Linked DNA regions of Mus musculus: region 1 is linked to region 2. The links are chromatin loops, found by intact Hi-C in ENCODE. Cell type or tissue: left cerebral cortex. All regions are shown on one strand. Links, peaks and the distances in the headings refer to the core of each region. The heading gives the core; the rest is flanking DNA. Region 1 holds the start of Hnrnpul1 (heterogeneous nuclear ribonucleoprotein U-like 1). Region 2 holds the start of Zfp94 (zinc finger protein 94).

Evidence for each region. Peaks named below come from ENCODE experiments on the same cell type or tissue, not always from the same donor. Only the 100,000 strongest peaks of a DNase experiment are listed, where the experiment ranks them.
Region 1: it touches region 2 in a loop (3-fold over the local background); 3 of 42 quality-filtered maps call a loop at or near these places.

The regions. Positions count from the first base shown.
Region 1 is chr7:25,750,956-25,762,502 of GRCm38, reverse strand. Hnrnpul1 (heterogeneous nuclear ribonucleoprotein U-like 1) reads left to right here and starts at 7,744. Exons shown (of 15, transcript NM_144922.3): 1 at 7,744-8,162; 2 at 11,513-11,547. The coding sequence starts at 7,868. It overlaps Axl (AXL receptor tyrosine kinase), which reads left to right. Exons shown (of 20, transcript NM_009465.4): 18 at 939-1,098; 19 at 1,616-1,752; 20 at 3,490-6,003. The coding sequence ends at 3,841. In left cerebral cortex, for the core only: CTCF peaks have their summits at 6,191 (motif pointing left), 7,326 and 7,927; DNase peaks (open chromatin) are centred at 7,288, 7,533, 8,165, 8,588 and 2 more places; H3K4me3 peaks cover 3,464 bases; H3K27ac peaks cover 2,396 bases.
Region 2 is chr7:24,309,519-24,321,065 of GRCm38, reverse strand. Zfp94 (zinc finger protein 94) reads left to right here and starts at 4,400. Exons shown (of 6, transcript NM_001199321.1): 1 at 4,400-4,547; 2 at 6,655-6,716; 3 at 8,571-8,684; 4 at 9,563-9,601. The coding sequence starts at 9,587. It also overlaps the pseudogene Gm44513. In left cerebral cortex, for the core only: no CTCF peak of the experiment used is centred there; DNase peaks (open chromatin) are centred at 4,342 and 4,785; H3K4me3 peaks cover 1,597 bases; H3K27ac peaks cover 988 bases.

The DNA of each region.
Region 1 (11,547 bases), core at 2,063-10,062, 1.4 Mb before region 2:
CCCTCCCTGATCTACACACACACATTGTGTAAGGTTTTGTTTGATTTCTTTGTTAGTTTTTTTTTTTTTTTTCGTCCTTTGTTTGTTTTGTCTGGTTTGGCTTGATTTTTTTTTTAAAGATTTATTTTAATTTTATATGCATGGATGTTTTGACTACATGTCTGCATTATGCGTGAGCAGTGCCAAGGAGGCCAAAAGAGGGCACCAGGGTTAAAGACACTTGTGAGCTGCTGTGTGGGTGCTGGGAATCAAGCCCGGGTTCTCTGCAAGAACGAGTGCAATTAGCTACTGAGCCATCTCTGCAGCCTCCAAAGTTTGATTTTTTTTTTTTTTTTTTTTTTGAGACAGGGTCTCACCTAGCCCAGGATGGCACTGAACTTACTATATAGTGAAAGATGAACTTCAACTCCGACTCTTTTTTCTCTGTCTCCCAAGGGCTGATATTATAGGTACACACCATCATTCCTGGCTGTTTGTTTGTTTGTTTCCAAGTTCATGTCCCAGAACCCACAGCATCGGTTCACATCGGTTCGCATCGGCCTCCTGTAACTCCAGCCCCAAGGAGAGTCTACACTTCGGACCTCCATGGGTACCCACACTCGCATGCACATACCCACAGGCAGGCACACACCTAAACATAATTGAAACAATAAACATTTTTTAAATCCAAGAAAACAGAACAGGGACTCTGGAGTTTCGAAAAGATCTCAAGATTGATAAAAAGCCAAAGCTGAGAAAGCTTTTGGAAGCCCTTTTGTCCAGACTCACTGTAGCAGGAACTAGAAGCAAAGCATTTCCCTCTGGGACTGGGGTAAGGGTTTCGGAGTCAGAGCTCCACCCTCAGCAGGACTCTGGGGTCAGGCAGGAGGTGGACCCAGCAGGCTTCCTGGTGGAGATGAGCCATGTCCTGACCTTACTGCTTTTCCCAACCGGGGCAGGCTGAATGAGAACATGTCCGTGTGTGTGGCAGACTTCGGGCTCTCCAAGAAGATCTACAACGGGGATTACTACCGCCAAGGGCGCATTGCCAAGATGCCAGTCAAGTGGATTGCTATTGAGAGTCTGGCAGATCGGGTCTACACCAGCAAGAGCGATGTGGTATGTGTGCCCTGGCCAGGAGCAAGTAATCATGACAGCATGGGCGACAAGGCCTAAGAAGCTGAAGGGCTCACAGGGACCTGTGGGCATCCTTGCAAAGTTGTCTGTGAGGCCAGGACATGTTTGGAGAATATATGAATAATATGTGAGCAGGGCTAGGACATAAATAGGCTTATGGTTGCGTGGTAACAGCATGGGTACTCAGGAAGCAGTGGTGACCAAGTATGCCATAGGATGTGTACAACAATGTGGGCATGAAGGGTGACATGTGACATCATGCAAATGTGTACACAGGTGTGCATACCTCTGCATCCTACAAAGTCAGTTACTGGGTGTGTGTGTGTGGGTGTGTGTGTACGTGTACCTGTGTCAAAATCTCCCTGTGCATACTGTGATACACCCATAGATGCCGCTGTCGACAAATGTCCACGTAAGTGTTGAGTGCTTGTCTTAACTCATGTTGGAGGTGTCCTTGTGTAGGAGAGATCCTCTCACCCCGCTTCCTCTACTCCGACAGTGGTCCTTCGGTGTGACAATGTGGGAGATCGCCACCCGAGGCCAAACTCCCTATCCAGGGGTGGAGAACAGTGAGATTTACGACTACCTGCGTCAAGGAAATCGGCTGAAACAGCCTGTGGACTGTCTGGACGGCCTGTGAGGACCTTTAAAACTCTCCTTAACCCCACCTCAGAATTTAATCCAACCCTCAATTACACACACTGAGCCCCCAACAACATCTCAAGTTCTGACTCAATGTGCATGGAACCCCTCAGAATATTAAGAAACCCATTTGCCCCTCACCAGTGCTCTGAGAATGCCAGTGGGGTGGGAGATTGCTAAAGGAACCTTTTTCCTCTCTGTTGGCTGTGTGGAAGGCAAGCTGGGTCAACCCCGTCCCACCTCAGCCAGGTATTCTTAAGCGATGATCAACTGCATACAACCTTCCTGGGTAGCCCTGGCCTTGGGACCCCTACCTCCCATGGTCCCTTACCTCCCATGTGCCTCAACACCCAGGGTCCTGTGCAGAAACCCCCACTCTGCTTCATTGACCTTCTCCAGACTTAGATCCCTGAGTCGCTAGCAGGAAACCTTTGCGGCATCACAGAGTGTAGAGAAAGGCGTGGTTTTTAGCCCATACTTTAAGGTTAAGAAGAGGGTGTTGCTTGGGTCAGGTGGGGGGATTCAGATCCCCCACGCTTCCTTTGGGCGCTCCTCGGGCCGAAGAGGATGAGATTAATAGCTAATCTTTTACTGAACTTCCTGGAAGGCAGTGATACAGTGTTCCACTTGTATTGACTCATTTGATCCCACAGTCACCGTTAGTAGACAGGCACCGTGGTTAGCCCCATTCTTGCCAATGAGAAAATTGAAGTCTTCGGGGAGGGCATATTATTTGCTGCTGTATGAGCTGCTACACTCCAAAAATCTAATCATTTAAACCCAACCTTTGTTTCATGGTGCCTGAAGATCAGCCTGAGAGTAGCCCAGTAGGGTGGTTCTGCTGCAGGTCTGTCACAAGGTTATCAAGGCAGCAGCTGGGGATGCATGTGAACGCTGAGGCTGGAAAGCTGACTTCAAAGTGGCAAGCTCATTCTGGGGATGATGGCACCCACCTTTATTCCCAGCATCCGGGAGGCAGAGGCAGAGGCAGAGGCAGAGGCAGAGGCAGAGGCAGAGGCAGAGGCAGAGGCAGAGGCAGAGGCAGAGGCAGGCAGATCTCTTGAGTTTGAGATCAAGCTCATCTACAGAGCGAGTTCCAGGACAGCCAGGGCTATATGATGACATAAACAAATAAACAGATGAGACCTCTTCATGGGGCGACTTGAGCTTCCTTACAAGATGATCCGAGAGAATGTGCAAGAGGTAGCTGCGCTGCCTTTTATGACCTAGTCTTAGACGTCACACGTGCGCCATGTCTTCTGCTAAGCTAGAAGCAAATCCCTACACTCAGGAGGGGACTTAGCCTCAGCTTTTGAACGGTGGCGTGTCAAAGAACGCAAGGACATAGGAAAATCATATGACTTCTAGTTCATTCCATAGGTGTGCCTCGCCCCCTCCCCAATGTGCTTGGTAAACAGCATCAAGGCCAGGCCTTGGTACAAGAGTCTGTTCTGTGTGGCCACACTGGGAAGCTCTGCCCTAGCAAACTCCCATTAAAAACCACCCAGGACTCAGAGAGGTTTTCTATGATCCTTCCTAGTTCCTGAGCTTCTGGCCCACCTCAGAAACTTTGCAATTCTCAAATCTCTGTAGGCATCCCTAAGTTGCTGAGGCTCTCTCTAGCTCCCAGGTTCTCATTCTCACCCGAATGCCCTAAATCCTCCCCTTAACTTCTAGCATGCTACCCTCTGAGCCCCTGCTCAGTCTGCCCCCTTTGCTCTCCCTCATTAGGTATGCCCTGATGTCTCGGTGCTGGGAACTGAACCCTCGAGACCGGCCAAGTTTTGCGGAGCTCCGGGAAGACTTGGAGAACACACTGAAGGCTCTGCCCCCTGCTCAGGAGCCAGATGAAATCCTCTATGTCAACATGGATGAGGGCGGAAGCCACCTTGAACCCCGTGGGGCTGCTGGAGGAGCTGACCCCCCAACCCAACCTGATCCTAAGGATTCCTGTAGCTGTCTCACTGCAGCTGACGTCCACTCAGCTGGACGCTATGTCCTTTGTCCTTCTACAGCCCCAGGACCCACTCTGTCTGCTGACAGAGGCTGCCCAGCACCTCCAGGGCAGGAGGACGGAGCCTGAGACAATCTTCCACCTGGGACATCCTCTCAGGACCCAAGCTAGGCACTGCCACTGGGGGAAAGCTCACCCCCCCACTCCGTCACTCCAGGCCTTCTCCCCAGATGCAGAATGGCCTTCCCTCCCTTCTCAGATGCAGTCCATGCCTTATGCACCCTATCCATAACAGTTTCAAGGGATCGTCTCACATCTTCCATCCCAGCGTTCTAGATTTTAAGGTTTGAGTTTAGAGTTCAAAGTTCTCAAAGATGATGAGTCTTTGGACCGAGATGCTTGTTTCTAGGTCTGCAGCGCTGTTGCTATAGACAGGCCCACTGCTCGAAGGCTCTGAGATTCTATGGCTCTAGATTTTTCTGGCTCTATAATTCGTGGCAATGCTCCCATGGTTTTAGGTTGCACGACTCTGAGATTCCAGGACCTAAGGCTTCTAGACTTTATTTTTCTGGAGCCAGGGGTCCTGTCAGTGGAAGATTGTAGATTTTTAAATTCTAAAGATTCTAGGCATGAAGGTTCTAAGGCATACTGCTTCTCCAGTTTAACAGTTTAGGGCTCATGTTGGAATACTCCAGATCATAATGTTTCAAACTTTTATTTTTTTTAATTTCTAAGACCCCAGTGATGGTCAACTACAGATTCTGAAGCCTTATGACCATAGATTCTTTTATATAAAAATCCTGTATCTCAAGGAAATATGATTCTAGACTCTGAAATTCCAAAGCTTTAAGAGTCTCCAGATGGAGTTTCTAAGCTATGATGTGGTGATAATCTAAAGTTTAGTCCAAGGTTCTAGATTCCTAAGCTTCCACGTCATCTGCTCCCAGGATTCCAGATTATTAAACTCTAAAACTCTAATGTTGGCCTGATCTTCGTCTCAGGCCCTGTAGGATGCTGTGGGTCCTCAGCATCTAAGTCACAAGAGGCTCCAGTTAACGAGGACTAATGAGACACCAAAGTTCTAACCACTTCTAATGCTGGACACCTCTAGGTTCTATGCTGCTTTTTGCCTTTCTAGCACATAATTAAATGCCCAAGAATACATATGTCTAAAGATCTTAAATCTCTAAGCACTATGGAGCCAATGTTTTGAGTGTCTGAGATTCTAAAGGTCCACAGTCTAGAGTATTAGGTACGACTCCAAGGGTGGGCGCTTGTAGCCATCCTAAGTCCTTTCCCTCCTTAAGCACCTATGCTCCTCCTCTCCTTGTGTGGGGTACACCCCACCTTAAGCCTGTGCGATGCACTGGGAATGCCTGCTTTCCTCCAAGGGATGGGTCATCTCCCCTCATTTGGGGCCATGTTGCCCCTTGAGCCAGTCCCCTATGCCTGTTCTGAAGTGTGGACTCTGGTGCCTCCAGAGAGGCTCAGATCACATAAAACTTTTGTCAGTCACTATTCTGTCTCTTGTGTCCATTCAACTGTGCTACGTCCCCTCTCCCTAGAGATTCGGTTTCCCCACTGTGAGAAGAAAGGCTCCTGTAATCCCAACACCTGAGCGGCAAGAGGATGGAAAGTTAGTTGCAGGCCATCGTGGCTTACCTAGAGGGACCCTGACCTCAATAAAAAGAATAAGAAGAGTTTGAGGGACACATGGGAATGTTTTCATTAGTGAGAGTAGACATGAACCATGCACATAGACAAATATATACAACCAAGGAAAGTCAGACTCTCAGAAAGCCCTGAGGAATACTCCCTCTCTGTCAGAGAGAGAGAGAGAGAGAGAGAGAGAGAGACAGAGAGAGAGAGCCAGACAGAGAGAGCGAGCCAGACAGAGAGAGAGAGAGAGGGATGGAGGGAGAGAGCGATCCCCGACAGGGTCTTACACAAACATTCCAAAGTAACAGACATGTGAATTAGTGCACATGCTCAGGCAAACCTAGCCACAAATGCAAAGGCCCAGTTATGCACTCACAGTAACAGAAACATATAAACCCACACTTGTAAATCTGCAAACATCAGCAGGCAGGTACTCACCAGCAATAGGAAGAACCTTTAGTAACAGACACAGAACAAGCATTACACACACTCAAGAATCCAACATGGTGCACATAATCCCGGCGCTTGAGAGGTATAAGCAGAAAGATCAAGACTTCAAGGTTGACCTTGATTTCACAGAGAGATGCAGGCCAGCCTGGGCTACATGAGACTGTCTTAATAAAGAAGAAAATAAACTAACATGCCCAGACTAGTACAAAAGATTCTCACATAGGCAAACATTCAGATTGTTGAGGAAAGATGGACCAGAACACCTCGAACCACAGATGGACAAAGATCCGAGTCTTCACTTTTTCCTAGTCTGTGACTACTACCATTTCAAGAACCCTATGCGGCGCCCGGTCGCCCCCCGGTGGTGGTTCCTGAGAACTGGGTACAGTTCAATCCGGGCCACAAAGTTTTTTTTTTTTTTTTTTCTTTCAAAAAACAAATCATTGTGGTCAGCTGGGAGGAGAGAGGAAGTCCGACGTGGGCGAGGGGCGGGGTGTCTGGACTGGAACCTCGGGCCCACGTGAGTGTCTGTCCCGCTGCTGAGTGGGTGCTGTGTGTCTAGGTTGCTGTGGTGTGAGCTTGTAGCGTGAACTGTCTTAGCTGAGCTTTGTCGCACGATGCTGCATGCTTGTGCCACACCTACACTGCCGTTTGAAGTCTTATCCTGAATTGATGCTTTTGGCCTGTCACGCCTATTCATTTATTGTGGGATGTTTGCGTGTGTCTAATAGAGAGTGTTTGTGGCTTTTGTTGGGAGTTAAGGCTATAGATGTCGGTGCACATTTGCGTTGTGCGTCTCGGTGTTATTTCACTAAGTTTTTGTCTTCTGAGCAAAGGGCGACAGGTGTATGGATTAACACAACCTGTCGTAATTACGGATTCTCGTGTGCGAATTGGTCAGAGTAGACACAGCAAGATTGAGGTTGAGCAACAACGGTTTAATGGATTCGAGATGGAAAGCCGCGAACTTCTGCAGCTATGCCCAGAGCGGGAAGGCTCTATGGTTGCGTGCAGAGTGGCTTGTCTAGCAACCATAGAGAAAGCGCCCTGGGAGGTTGTGCATCAAAGGGAGGGGTGCGATTTACCACACAACTTTTCTCCCGTTGTTAGCCTAGCCCCTGCTTTCAACCCTTCAGCGCTCTCCAGGACCAATTTTGTTGTTGTTGTTTCTCATAAAGGCAACTGGGTTTCTAACAAACGATGAGTAACAGATCCACTTGATTTTCATTCCGTATTATACCCTGCTGTACGGAGAACTTTGAGAGGCAAGCCTCTCAAGAATGGCCAATCTAGTTCGCTTTTTCTAAAGCGCTCAAGCTCTGGCAGTGGTGAAATATAACAGTAACTGCGATTGGCGAACAGGTTGTTTTGAAACCGCCCTAACGGCAAGGGGCGGGGCCTCGGTGAATTAATCTCCTTCCGGTTCCCGAAAGGCAACAGGAAAGACGAGGGTTGGCCGGCCTCTTCCCGCCGCATTTGATTGGTTGTGGTGGTTTTACCCGCTTGGCCTCCGCGAGGGGGCGTGAGATGAAGACCAGTTAGAATGTGTTTTACAGAGAGTCTGAGGGAAGCACGGCGCGGAGAGACTGGGCGGTTGTTCTGAGATCTGGCTGCTAATGGCTCCAAGTCGTTACTCCCTTTCCTTCATTTGACTGTACCGCAGCGGGCGCGCGAGCGCTACCCAATCAGCGCTTGCTCCGCCTCTCGCCTTTTCCCGCCCTCCACTCTGGCCGCGACTTCAACGTAGGCTAACGCTTCCTCTTAGGCAGCTCCTGAGCCCTCTAGTACCGTTCTTTTGAAAGCCACACTGTGATTGGCTTGGTTCCCGGGCCCGCGCCCGTTGCCCCATGCGCTGACCAATTGAGACTCGTTTTACATCGTACGGTCCGGGCAAGGGGGAGGAGGCGGCGGCGGCCATCTTGAGCCGCCGCCGCCATTGGAGTGGCCCCCCCTTTTCCCCCTTCGCCTCCTGACAGGCAAGGTTTAGGGGGGACAGAGCCCTGGGAGGCCGGGCCAGGCTCGGGGGCCGCCCCGGGGGCCCGGGCCATGGATGTGCGTCGCCTGAAGGTGAACGAACTTCGCGAGGAGCTGCAGCGCCGCGGCCTGGACACTCGCGGCCTGAAGGCCGAGCTTGCTGAGCGGCTGCTGGCGGCGCTAGAGGCCGAGGAGCCCGAAGACGAACGGGAGCTCGAGGCTGACGACGATCCGGGGTTACCTGGGCACAACAACGAGGAGGTCGAGACCGAGGGGGGCTCCGAGCTGGAGGGGACCGCGCAGCCACCGCCGCCCGGGCTGCAGCCGCACCCGGAGCCCGGCGGCTACTCGGGGCCGGACGGACATTGTGAGAGTGCGCGGGGCGGGGGACCGGGGAGCCTGGAGTCCGGGCCGAGGACGGGCTGTGGGACGCGGGAGCTCGACTCCACAGAGATCCAGGAGATGGTCTGAGGAGCCAGGGATCCTGCCACCTGCCGTTGTAAAGGATCTGCGGCCAGGGCCTCGGGGCAGCCTGAGGGCGGATCCTGGCCTTCGGTGCAAGGAAAACCGTGTGGAGGGGGATGGATTTTATTTTAAGGCGACCAGGGTCCTAGCGGGCGGGCGGGGAGGATTTTATATCCTGGGATTCGGAGACTGGAAACTGCTTTGGGGTTCTGTTTTGTGGCTTTGAGTTGGAAAAAGTCGGAAGAACTAGACGTTTTAGGGAAAGGGGTGTCGGGGGGCGGCGTCTTGGAAAATGAGAGATTCTAGCCGAGCGGTGAGCTGACAGCTTGGGGTAGCCATGCTAGTCCACCGTTTGGGCTGAGTCTCAAAAGCTGGATTTTCAGGTAGCGGAAGAATGGCCTAGGGTGCAGGTCAGGGAGAATTTTAAGGGTAGAAGATCTTTGATTTTCTTCACGGATGGGATAAGATCTGCTTAGTGCTGGGGGTGGACTGGCACTTTGGACCTACGGGTGTCCAAGGCTGGGAAGAGTCTCCCAAAACATGGACTGAACTCTCCAGTGTGTGCCAGGTGGCCTTTTAGGAGGTAATGAAAGACCAGCAGATTTGGAAACCCCTATCCCCAACTCCTACATTTCCTCGAGGTTACAGGGTCAACCTTGAGGGCAGGTACAACTTGTATGTTTGGTACTGGGAGGTCTAGGCTATCTAGTTGGCTTCCAGAGGAGATTTGGGATCTAAATGGTGACAAGAAAGGACAGAATCTTCTCATGGACAAAGAAACTAGAGGGCCTAGAATTGGAAGGACTCAGGTTAGTACTCTGTGGTTTCTGCTGAGTGGCCTTGCATTCTTAACTATGGGTAGTTTTTGAAACAGGAGTTGTGGGGAATGAGTTGGTAACTCTGGTGGGACCCTTGTGTGTGCCAGGGATCATGTGGCTAGTCTAGCAGGTGTGGGGGAGGGAAGTGTGGAGGGTATGAAAAAGAAAGAAAACCTGTTGCTTTGGCTGGGGGCCTCATGATGAAGCAGAGGGAGTATTCCTTTCCAAGAGAGGGCTCCTGAGTCCCCAGAAATAGTTACTTGTATGCTCAGGGAGATGGGGTGCTCAGGGAATATGGGGGAACTTGATCTGCCCAAAGTGTCTCTAGTTAGGATTGGCATCAAAGAGCAGTCCTTTGAGTAAAGGAGACCCTGGTATGAGAGGGAATTTGGAACCAGACACAGTGGTGTCCAAGACTTAGAGTGTTTTTCTGAGAAGGCACTGTGGAGTTTGGGACTAAACAGTAAAAAGAGAGAAAAAATGAGTCCTCAAAAGAGTCTTGGGATTGGCATTGCTACTCAATTGTTCATAAGAAGTTGGATCCTGTAGAGGGGCCACCCTAGATGTAGAGTGTTAGGGATTACCCTGTGCTGGCAAGTCTTCCATGGACAATTCCCTGCTAAGAAGGGAGGAGTGGCCTGTGAATGTATCCAGAGCTGAGAAACCCTGGCAAGAAAGGCTTGTGAAAGAGCCGAGAGGATGCTGCCCTTAACCTTGCTTCTAGCAAAAGGGTCCTGGGAAAGAGAGTTGGATGCTTCAGAACCAACTGTAGACTTCTTGAAATCAGCAGATCATTGCCCCTCTGAGCCTGGTCTCCTTGTAAAATGGGAATGGTAAGACTGTCCTCCTAGAGTTGATAGTCATGAGATCGTGTGTTTCAAGGGCTTCATACAAGGTTGCCTGTCTTTAGGGGAATGTTGTAGAGAGTAGAAAAGGACCCCAGCCAGCATCATATCCTCTCTAGGGCAGCCTATCCCCTAGTAGGTGAAAGAACATAGGTTTTCTGGGGAAGACATTGTCCTGAGACTGGAGGAGGAAGAATAGTGTGAAGAGGCCTTGTGTTGCAGTTAAGGAGATCCTCTGTCCCTTGACATCGTCATTCCACACACACACACACACACACACACACACACACACCCCAACACCAACAAAATCATCTAAGCGCCTCTTTCAGGTATCCTTCTCTAGTACTTCCTTCATTCTTGGTAAACAGATACTATATACAGCAAGCCACATGACTTCTTGCTTTCCTCCCTTTGGGCTGCACCTGGTTTGTGCCCAGATGTATTTGTCCTCTGAGAAAGAATCCAGTTAACAAGTGGCACAATAGTCTCTTTCCTTGTGGTTCTGCCTCGCTGCTTCTGGCACAGCTTCTAGCAGGGCTCTGGAGGTACCCATCAGCATGCTTACCCCAGGGGCAGAGCTACATACTCTCCGTCCTAAGTTCATAACGTTCTCTCTTTGTTTCCACTGTAATTCTGCTTCTAGGCTTTTCACATGAGACATTATTCTTCCCCAGGAATATTCTCTGATCTCATCACTGAGCCTTTGACTATGTATCCTTTGAGTTGAGGCTTATCTGCTCCTTACTGGATCTTTCTTATCTCTTGGTGCTTCACATAAAGTGTGATATATAATTTTACAGTGTAAGTGTCTGTCTTCCTAAACTGGATGCTTTAGTGGGGCAAGTTAATACTCACGTGCATCCCAAGGTCTGATGTGTATATGACATGCATTCCATAAGTAGTTACTATTGCTGTTAACCCTCTTCATCACTTCCTGATCTGATAGAACACTTTTCCTAACCAGTTCTAGCTCCAGCTATTTGGGGACCTATTCTTAGTAATCCTGGACACCATTATGATCCTGAGGTTTTGTATACTGCGTTGCCTGTGCTAGTGATGCATGCATGAGGCCCTAGACTTAATCTACATCAAAAAGCAGGGGCAGGCAGGAGTGTTTTAAGTCACAGACGAATGGGACTGTTCAGAGAGCTGGTTTTGAAGACTGGGCCCTGAAGTCAACTCTAAGCAATATACTTTAAAGTAGAGACTAGTGTTAACAGCTCAGTGACGTGCCTGGTACGTCCTTAGAGTAGCTTCCATTTCTTTAAGTTTAAGCTCCAGAGTAGAAGCTACTCTAAGGATGTACTGCTCAGAAATCAAGCCAGACTTACTTCTTTGACTCTACTATCTCTTTTAAACTGTAGAACTTCTTCCTCAGTCAGTTTAGTGTATTCAGTTGTGGATCTGTTTGCAGACTTTTGAGACACAGAGGACATAGCCTTAGGAAGCTGGGGACACCTACTACCTAAATAGGTTACCATTTGAAGGTGGACTTCCGACAATCTGAGTGAAGGCCGATGTCTTGGTTACAAAAGTACTTTCAAATGCATTCATCTAACTGATTTTTTTTTCTTTTTTAAAATCTTAAGATGTCATGGACAATATTACCAGACAGAACCAATTC
Region 2 (11,547 bases), core at 1,330-9,329:
GCCTAGGCCTGCCAGCTTCCCAGGTAATGACACGGAGACATGTTAACTATGAAATTCTATGCCTTAGCTTACTCGTTCCCAACTAGCTCGTGTAACTGAAATTAACCTACTTATATTTATCTAAATGCAGCCATGTGGCTTGATACCTCTCTTCAGTATTGTACATTTGACATCTTCTGGGTCTGACTGGTGAATCCCCCCCCCCCCCGCTACCTGACTCTTTCCCAGAATTCCCATCTCTGCCCAGAAGTCCTGCCTATCCTCTCCTGACTAGCTATTGGCCATTAGATATTAAACCAGTTAGCAGATGTCTTAGACAGGCGAGGAACACCAAGACACAGCTTCACATGGTGTACAAAAAGATTATCACGACATATCATACTATTCCTCTACATCTGGATGGTTCCTTGTGGATATATACACAGGTGTATGAGAGAGTGCATGCGTGTGTGTGTGTGTGTGTGTGTGTGTGTGTGTGTAGGCCATAGATCAATATTTTCTTTCTTTCCAACTTTAATTTTAAAAATAAACATTTATTTCTGTGTGTGATGAACATACATACTGCAGTGTCACTCACTTGTGATGCTTTGTAGAAGAACTCAAAACTGCTCTCATTAATGTAAGTATGGGAGCTTGCAGCGCTGAGCTTGGCTTCTGGGTTTGTCAGTGAGATGACAGGATACTCAGTGTTAAAGGAAGGGAGCCATTCATTCTCTGGTTCAGTGAAGCCTTAGGGTGTGGTCTTAACTGTATAGCTCCAACATCAGCCAACAGAGCATTCACACGCCCTACCTCTCTCTCTCTGAATTCTCTTTGTGCTTCTAGGAGACAAGAATCCTGAGGAGATGGAGTCTCTTGAGGAAGTGGGATTGAGGCACCTGTCACATGAGGCGCTTTTCTGCTCACAAATCTGGCAGCAGGTTAGCAGGGAGTGAACCAAGGCTCAAGCCTGCATGGTAAACACTGGAGAAACGGGCTTTCTGCTGAAACTAGATGATGTGCATTGTGAAGATGAGGAAGTCAGTAAACATTCCAGTCAAAATTCAGTTCTTCAAGTTCACCACAAATTTTCTACCCTGGAAAATTAAGAGTCCTTACCTCATAGGCGGTAATTTGGACCTACCTTTTTCCTTATATACCTGAGTATATAATATATACTTCTGTGTTTCTCAAAGAAACCAAAATTCTCTCTACACATCACAGCCACACAATCCAACCACTTTAGCCCTCCTGCTGGGCTTCTTCAAAACCACAGGTACATTGATAATTTATACTCTCCTCCTCCCTGCCCCTCCACTTTTTCTCCCCACTTCCTTCTAGATCTTCCACATCAATCTAGATCAATCCACAGGAGGGACAAGTTTTGTTTTGCTTGTTTTTTTAAAAAATTTTATTATTTAGAGATTTATTTTTTTTATTTATATGAGTACACTCCAGCTGTCTTCAGACACACACTCGAAGAGTGCATCGGATCCCATTACAGATGGTTGTGAGCCACCATGTGGTTGCTGGGAATTGAATTCAGGACCTCTGGCAGAGCAGTCAGTGCTCTTAACCGCTGAACCATCTCTCCAGCTCTGTTTGGTTTTCTGTTAAAATGTCCTTGGAAGTATTCTAGAAGCTTACAAGGCATATGAATTAGGTGTCTATGTACATTTCCCAACCCTACAGAAAATATCTGAATAATTTTGCGTGCAGAACCTGTGTTGTGGACAGGACTTCGGTGTGCCATCATGCACAAAAGTCAATCAGGCTTGTCCATCTACAGTGTCTAAAGTTAGACTTGCCTACAGAACATAGTCTAAACAAGCTGGTTAGCTGTGTTTAATCACTGCGATTAGATCTCCTAAGAGGAGGGAGGGGGGAAAGGAGGAAGGAGCCAACAGAACAGATAAAATTACCTCCCCGCCTCAAATAAAGTAAAAACATGCATAGCCCTGGCAGCGAACCTACTTCCTTTCTTCTCAGTGCCTTGCACTTAAACTACGATGGGGAAACGAGTCCAAGCAGAGTCACTGCTCTCAGCATCTCACAGGAACCCGGATGCTACTTCCAGCCTCTCTGCTCATGCTTTGCAGCAGTGCACCAGGACAAGACAGATTTGCTAAAGTGCATGTAATCACCAAAGATGAAGGCTCCTGGGCTTTTAATCTGTAATGTTTCTAAGACTGTGTCAATGTAAACAACAAAAGGAAGAAGTTTTGCAGAACAAAAGTGATGTACACTTGATGGTCTGATCAAGTTAAATATTATTCATAGCATATAACCTAGTCCTTGCTCTCGCTGTTTCTATGGCTTGGGCTTTGTGGCTCCTTCCAAGGCTCGGCTATGTCATTTGCTAAGGGATCACCTGGATTAGTAGTCCTTAAGAAAGCCTGGATTGACTGCAGAACTGCACATCTGTAGTGCCAGGGCCCGCTTATCTTTCAAAATATCCAAACATAGTCTCCCCGACTCCAACTAGGAGGATGAAGATTGGCGCTTTAGGTGCTGCTGTTGGGTACGTGTCTGGAAGGGATAGTTATGCCTAAAAGTCACTCCCTCAAAATTGCAATCCTGGGGCTCCCCTGAAGTGGCCACATGAAAATAACAGGTGCTGCTCTTATTGGGTTCTGCTTTAAAGCCAGGAACTGGTCCTGCCAGAAAACTCTGAGTTTCCCTGATGAGCCTGTGGGGGCACCCCGGCTGTCTTTTGCTACTACTCTGTGGGTTCTTTCTTCCAGCCTTCTCCACCCTTGCAACCCTGTAACACTAGATAAGAGAGGAAAAAGGAGAGGAAAGTGATCCCTAAATAAGGTGGGGGGGGTCAGAAAGGGGGTGATGTTATTGATAGACTACTTCCTGCTGATTAAGGGCATCACATTTCTTGGGGGCAACTTTGATCTCTGCCATTCGTCTTGCTGTTTCTTCTTTGCACAGGACCACTTAACAAACTTTGACCAACAGCAGTCAAAGACCAACAGCTAACAAACTGCCAACAACCCCACTGAACAGCCACCAAAAGCCAACCTACACCCACCCCTCTCTGAAAAGTCCCCCGAATTCTAAACATCACACACGCACAGAAACCACCTGCAGCTGGCAAAATCACGCCTCTGCTAGAGCAGGAGGCAAATCCCAGCTGCTGTGGACCGTCTGAAGCAGCCTCATATTCCTCACCTGGGGCTAAAATCAAAACATTCCTATAGTATTTCTGTTTTTCAAAGAAACCAAAACTCCAAAATTGTCACAACAATCATATCATGTAAAAACTAGTCTTTTTCCTTGCTACTATGTATACCTGTTACAGCATCTCCGCTGTGCCACACACATACGCCGAGATTTTGTTTGGATGAAAAAAACTTTTGCTAGTGGTCCTTTGGGATAATTAAAAACAAACAAACAAACAAACAAACAAACAGACAGACAGACAGACAGACAGACAGACAGGGCTGAGAGATGGTTCAGCAGTTAAGAGCACTGACTGCCAGAGGTCCTGAGTTCAATTCCCAGCAACCACATGGTGGCTCACAACCATCTGTAATGGGATCGGATGCCCTCTTCTAGTGTGTGTCTGAAGCTAGCTTTTTTTTTAATTGTACTTTATTTGTACTCACATAAATAAAAAAAGAAATAAATCTCTGAAAAATAAACAAAACAAAACAAAACAAACAAACAAACAAACAAAAAAAACCAAGCAAACCAAAACTTGTTTCTCCTGTGGATTGATCTAGATTGATGTGGAAGATAGAAGGAAGTGGGGAGAAAACTGGAGGGGCAGGGAGGAGAGTATGAATTATCAATGTACCTGTGGTTACATTGAAGAAGCAGCCTAGCAGGAGGTTAAGTGGATTGTGTGGCTGTGATGTGTAGAGAGAATTTTGGTTTCTTTGAGAAACACAGAAGTATATATTATATACTCAGGTATATAAGGACAACGGTAGGGCCAAATTACCGCCTATGAGGTAAGGACTCTTAATTTTCCAGGGTGAAAAATTTTCCACGTGGGACGTGTCAAGTTCAGAGGCAGCATGGTGTCATGGCACACACGTTAGCCCAGCATTTGAGAGTGTGCAAGACTGAGGCAGGAGGACCATCGTAAATTCAGTATGGATTGTACAGTGCGCACCAGTGTCTCGCAGATTAAATAAAAAGTTCCGCAGAGGGCTAGGGAAGTACCTGCGTGGCGCACACACACACACTCCAGAGAGGCTATATACTAGGAGAAACGAGTGTAAGATCCGCCTCTCCGCATTCACTACCGGAAATGTAGTTCAACTGTTCCACAAACACGCAGGCACCCGGGAGAGCTGACGCGGAGATTTCTGGGAAGTGTCGTCCAGGGTCTCTGCGCATTGCGCGTGCGTCTGTGAAGGCCGGCGGACGCCGAGCATTCTGGGAAGCGTAGTTCAAATTCTCGGAGCATTGCGCGTGCTTCTGTTGTGCGGGCTGATGCGAAGCATTCTGGGAAGTGTTTCCCAGGTGGTTTCTGTTAGCATCCGCTCCCCTTGTCCTCCCTTGAGTCTCCTCTCTCCCACACCTTCCTCGACTGATGCCTGGATCTGGAGGTTTGCAGGGTTGGCGGCGGGCGGCCGTAGGGGAGTCGGCTCCAGGCTGGCGAAAGGGAAGCGCAGGGCGCCCAATGAGCCTCCCTCCATCCCACAGATATCATCGCACTGATAGGGTCTCAGCGCGTGGCTCAGTCAGCCTCCTGCCTCAGCATCCGGTGTGTTGCGATGACAGGTGTGAGCCCTCACACCTTCCTTCACTGCTGTCTGGAATTGGGGTGCGAGGGCCATGTTGATAGTGTTGTTTGAGGCATTGATGTAGCTAGTGTCACCCTGCCCTGAAGGTTCTAGGACTCACACCTACACTGCAGAGAATCGGGATGGGTGGAGATTTGTCGAGAGCCTGTCATGTAGAAGGATAAACGGACACGTCTATGGCTTTCCACGATGTCAGATTTTGCTGAACGACAAGAAAGTCATAAGCTGTGTCAGTTTCGTTGGCTGCAATTTGCCAAGGAATCTCGATTTCTCCTGGTGGTTGGCCATTAATCACAGGTTCTTTTATTCCAAGCTTAACATAGCTAATGATAAATTTCAGACCACGAGTCACCTGGCACACAGTTATACACACTCGTGAGTTTATTATCACAGGATGGATCATTGGAACTGGACTTGGCTCCTGGCATGTGACCAGGCTACTGAGCAGTGTGCCTGCCACATACCGGTCCCTTGGTGAAGAAGTAACGTGATATGGTTGGTGCGCTTATGTTTTATGTTACCAGGCTGGCTTTGAACTCACAGAGATCTACCTGAGTGCTGGGACTAAAGGCTAGTCGATATCTTTTAATAGCACAATTGAGTCGCCTGGCTATGACTGTGTAAACAAGACATGGATTTCTTCTTGGCACTTTTATCCAAGATAGAGTAACTCAGATCAAGACTGTTGCCGCATAAAATTCAAAACTAGTCATAGCCTGAAAGCTGATGGTCCAAACAACACAGCTCCCTGCTCAGCATGCTCCCAAGATGGTTTGATCAGCCGGGCAGTGGTGGCACACACCTGTAATCCCAGCACTTGGGAGGCAGAGGCAGATGGATTTCTGAGTTCGAGGCCAGCCTGGTCTACAGAGTGAGTTCCAGGACAGCCAGGGCTGCACAGAGAAACCCTGTCTTGAAAAACAAAACAAAACAAAAAGCCAAAAAAACCCAAAAAACAAAAAAGGAAAAAAAAGATGGTTTGATCAAGTGTAGCCCCTTACCTCTAACCCTACCCCCATTACAGATTCAGGGGAGGAAGGAGGAAGTGGTGGTCTGTTGACCAAGCATATCTAGGTGCATCAAGCCAAGTGTATTTCCTCCTGTTAAGGCGTAGCCTTTTAAAATACAAGTCTGTTTTATTCTCGCTTTTTCTTTCTAAGACTTTTTGTATGGGTCATATATGTGTACCATTACATGCATGTGTTGATACATATATGCTTCTGAATGCTTTGTACATGAGTGCTGGGATTCAAATTCAGGTTCTCCTGCTTTTCTTTAATAATTTGTTTTCACAATGACAATTTGTGTGTGTGTACACGCGTGCATACTCACATGCAACACTGAGCATGTGCAGGATGGAGGAGACCTCTCAGGAAGAGTCAGTCCTAGAGACTGAACTCAGGCCATCACTTGGTGACAAGTACCTCTCCCTGGAGATCTATTATCACGTGGGCTCTTTACCTTTTGTTTTTATTTCCCCCTGAGATAGTTTTTCCGTGTAACCCTGGCTGTCCTAAAATTTGCTGTTAATCAGGCTGGCTTCAAACCCACAGAGATCCTCCAGCCTCTGCCTCCTGAATTCTGGGTTAAAGGCCTGGGCCTCCACACTTGGCCCTCTCATTAGCTTTTGGGTCTTCTCTGTTAGAGCAGACACGAAAGCTTTGGACCATTCTTTTCAGGAGATCATAATCTCTTCTTGTGAGTACTAATATCTTTCCAGCTGTCCAGCCTCTCACTGGGGGCAGCAGGAGGTCCCTCCGGACCTTCTTTCTGTCCCCACCAATAATGGTTAGCCCTGGACACCTTTTAGGAAGGAGAAGATTGTCTCCAGCTTGGTGGGCAGGAGGGGACAGTTCAACTGCTTTGTCAGGAATGGCCTTCCTATTTCATGGCTTCTCTCCTTCCACAGCCTGATCTCTCAACAAGGACTGAGTGGAAGGTGAGGTCCTGACTCCTTCAGCAAGGCTCCTGGTGAGTGTGGCCTGGCATTGTTGTTGTTGTTGTTGTTTTGAGGTGGAGTCTCCCCATGTAGCCCTGGCTGTCCTGGAATTCCCTCTGTGGACCAGGCTGGCTTCAAACTCAGGGAGTCACTCTTCTCTCCTTCATGTCAGTCCCGATGATGGGATTAAAGATGTATGTCACCACGTCTAGCATGTTTTTCTTATTTTAATGATGAAGTCTTGGTGTCAGGGTCATGAGGGACAATCAAAGAAAGAGGGTCACTCCAGGACGAGATAAGGCCTCGCCGGTGGCAGCAGGGAGGTCCAGCCCCTGACGACTGAACGTCAGACAGCCACGCAGAGGCGTATTTATTTATTGACTGTCACACACAGTTACTTTTAGAGTAAAATAAGTTCCTCACACCAATTGCTGGATCTGCTCTCCGTGTTTCCTGAAGGGGCTCCTCACCCCGGCGGTCTCAGTCCTTACTGTGCACTGTTTGCAAAACTCAGTAATGCAAGATGCTCCCGGGTTGCCAGGACTGTCCTGTGACCAAAGTCGTACAAAAGCTGTAAAGTTCCTTCAGAAAAACAACTCAGTTTTGTTTGTTTGTTTTGTTCTGTTTGTTTGTTTTTGAGACAGGGTTTCTCTGTGTAGCCCTGGCTGTCCTGGAACTCATTCTGTAGACCAGGCTAACCTCTAACTCTGAGATCCATCTGCCTCTGCCTCCCAAGTGCTGGGATTAAAGGCGTGTGCTACCACTGCCCGGCGAAAAACAACTCTTATAGGTAACAAAAAGCAATCACTTTTTCCTTCAGTGATTTCTTCAAGGTCTAAGACCTTTTTAAAAACAACTGTTTTTTTTTTCCCCCTCTACAATGAAGAGCTTGAGTCAGGGTAGATAAGTCAATGTTTAAAGGTTGGGTTGGAACTTGTACAGCCCAGATCCATATAACTCTTGGATATATTCTCACTAAGGCACAGAACCGCCTGGAATTGTAATCAGAGTTTTAGAGCCAGAGTCCTTAGGGAACCCTAGTAGCTTTGGCTCGGTCACCTATCCTAATCCGACCAGAGACAAGACATGGCTAAGAGAAAGGTGATGGAACTACAGTGGCTGCATTGGGACTTACAAAGGAAGGGGTCCAGTGAGCTCCCGCTCCGACTCTGTGGTACTGACCAGAACTTTAGGTTTAAATAGGGGAGCGGGCCTGCAGGATGCGGGAGATGTAGGGTCCTTGCTGCTGGGCTTGATGGCCTGTGTTCCACCCCCAGAATGGACGTGGTGAGAGGAGCCAGCTCCTGCTGCAGGAGACCTCCCCCCCCCCCCATGTCCTGCGTGCACATTCTAAATAGACATAATGAATAGGAGAAGCATTGGAGCAAATGTGTGCATAACACAGCAACCTTGCTGGGTCTCCCTGTCCTTTTTTTGACCCAGATCCATAAAAGTGGCTTGATACATAGTTAATTGCTGGCATTGCCTAGGGGGACGCCTGATTAGTTAGAGGGTGGCCCTTCTCTTATCAGAGCTAACTTCCTATCTTAGGGGGGTGATGGTCTGTCCGTCTGTAGTCAAGGTGATGGCTGGTTTGGGACAGTGACTTGTCTTGATGCCTTCAGATAAGAGTGCTGGGCCCTGGTACCCAGTGTAGGTTTCCTCAGAGTGCTGGGCCCTGGTACCCAGTGTAGGTTTCCTCAGAGTGCTGGGGCCCGGTACCCAGTGTAGGTTTCCTCAGAGTGCTGGGGCCCGGTACCCAGTGTAGGTTTCCTCCAAGTGTTTCCTTTAACTCTGACCTTTCTCCGCTCCTATATCTGCCTCTCACCCCTTTCACCAGTGCCCGCTTCTCTCTGTGACTCCTGTCCATCTCTTTTTGTCTTTAGAAGCAGCAGAGAGACAAGGCTTGGGATGTTGGCTCTGGGGTGAGGCTGGGTTCAGGAACCCCACCTGCCTCTGCTTTCACCTGCGCGTGGGTGCAACAGCTGCCATCTTTGTTGGTAAGAATGCCCTAAAACACCAGGTACCTCACCGAGGGAGTTGCCTGCGCATGCTCATTTGCTTCCCATCATAATCTTGGGACCGACGTTCTATCTCTGTCCTTTTTATAGCCAAGGATGCTCACAGCAGCTTAGGTGTTGGGACCGAGGCCACACAGTAGCTTCTCCTTTGCAGGGATGTGTGAGGAACCTTCGTGGGGCAGTGTGCTAGCATGCATGTGCTACTCGGGTCCCGGTGTGCCAAACACTAGCACATTTCTAGCCCTTATAATGACTTTTGAGATAGGGTCTCACTGTGTGATCCAGGCCAACTTGAACTGAAAGCAATCCTCCTGCTTCAGTCGCTCCTGAATGCTAGAATTGCAGGTGTGTGACATCCTACCAAGCTCTTGTTTCTGTCCAGCAGTGATAACTCCTGTAGTCTGTTAATTCTAATTACATTGATTATAATGATGTGATTACCTGCATCTCACAGAGGCAGAGACTTTATTCCGTTTTCTCTGTATCTACGGGTAGTCTTTCATGGCTCTCCTCTTAGCTGGACGGGTTTGCAGACCTTATGTCTTTGGAAGCTGGCCACCCACGCAGCCTGCTTTTTAGAGTGCTGACGTGAGCACCATTTTCTACTGTCCCAGGGTGAAAGGCAGATTCAGAGACAAGAGAAGGGTGACTGCTGGAAGCACAACGGTTGTGTGTGTAGCTGGGCAGGTCGCTCTTGGCCAGGTGCTGGCAGCTGCTGGGGTGCATGGTGTTTGAGTCAGCCTCCCTGAGGAAGGAACACAGTGGCCATCTACTGAAGGCAGCCACTGCGCTGCTCATACCCTGGCCGGGCTCTCATGGTTTTTTTCTTTCCACTTCTTTCACTGTGCCTTCTTAAGACCCAGCCATCCCCCAGGAGGACAATGACCAAGGTCAAGGTGAGTTGGGCTGTTGGTCTCTCTTCCGTTTGCTGGCTCACTTGTTGAGTGGATGTGGCTGTCTAGAGGCACACTTATGCCACAGCCTGGCGTGCATGTGGAGCTCAGAGGACACCATGTGAATCTCTCCCCTCCACCCTCAGTTTACAAGGCTTTGTGGCAAGCACCTTCACCCCTGAGCTATCTCACTGGCCTTAAATTCTCATCTCTTTTTTCAGAGCCAGTGGCTCTCAATCTTCCTTTTAATACAGCTCCTAATGTTGTGGTAACCCCAAACCATAAAGTTACTTCCATTACTGCTTCATAAGTAATATTTTGCCACTGCTATGAACTGTAGTGTAAATGTCTGGTATACAGGATATCTGGTATGTGACCACTGTGAAAGGGTTGTTCAACCCCCAGAGGGCTCGCGTCCCACAGGTTGAGAACCACAGCTCAAAGGTTCTACTTCTCTCCTTGCTTCTTAGGAAGTATTAAGGAGAATTGTTCACATTTGAGAAATTCTTGGGTGCCAGATGTTAACCACCCCTGTTTTCATTATTTTTATCACTTTATAATTGGATGAATGAAGCAATAAAAACAAGGGCTCTGGAGATGGCTGATGCTTCAGAGCATCCACTACGCTTCCAGAGGACCCACGTTTGGATCCCAACACCTACATCAGGTGGCTCAACCTACCTGATCAGTGACCAGCCTGTCACTCCAGCTCCAGGGAAGCTGTCACCCTCTTGTGGCCTCTCAGGACACTAGCACTCACATATAGATACACAGCCACACACACATACAGGTAGTGAAAAATAGTAAAGATTTTAAAAAATAATAAAAATGCTGAGCATTTTTAATCCCAGCACCTGGAAAGCAGAGGCAAGTGGATGTGTGTGAGTTCAAGGCCAGCCTGGTTTACATAGTGAGTTCCAGGACTGTCAAAGAGAAACCCTGTCTTAAAAAAACAATAGCAAAATACTAACTACTATTACTGCTACTACATATGATTGGGTGAACAGGCACAGACGAGAAAAGCCCATGACGCCATCGTCCAGGTTGGGACTCTCTGCTATACACAAAGTTAGAGAAGAAAGAGCGGGAGAATATTTACCATACGGATGCTAAGGAATGGAAGTACGGGGCCGACAATTAGCTTAGGCAGAACACTTGCCTCGATTGTTCAGCGCACTGGCTTTGGTCCCCAGCAGTGCAGAACCAACACTTAGGAGAAAGGTAGGCAGAGTACCAAAGAGAAACAAACATGGGACTAGGGACATAGCTTAACCGGTAGAGTGCTTGCCTTGCACGCAAGAGGCCCCAGGTTCAGTTCCCAGCACCACATACTCCAGTCTTGACACCACATCCTTGTGACCCCAGCACTGAGGAAATGGAGGCAGGAAGATTAGAGAAGTGCAGGTCATCCTTGGCTACACAGCAAGTTTGAGCTAGCCTAAGCTATGAGACCCTGTCTAAATAGATAGATAGATAGATAGATAGATAGATAGATAGATAGATAGAAAATAAACATGGTTAGTAAATAGTTGAAAAATGTATTATTTTAGTGATCACAAAATAAATAGAAATATCAAATTGTCTTTCACTGATTTAAACAGCATTTTTTTTTTCCCCACATTTACTTTGAGCATGTGAGCATACTCAAAGAACAACCCATAGGAGTCGATCCTCTTCTTCCATCATGTGGTTCCCAGGATTTGAACTTGGGATGGCTGGCTTAGCAGCAAACTCCTTCACCCACTGAGTGCCTGTTACTAGTACAAATTTTTGTTATGGGTTGTTCAGTGTTGTCAATGGCATGAAGAACCAAGAATTCTTATGTTCATTTTGGGGAAAGCATACTGATAGCAAAAAAAGGAGGAGGAGGAGAAGGAAGAGGAGGAAGAAAAAATAGTTACCTCAGGCATTATAAATTAAAAATTGCATATTTGTTGACATTGCATTTT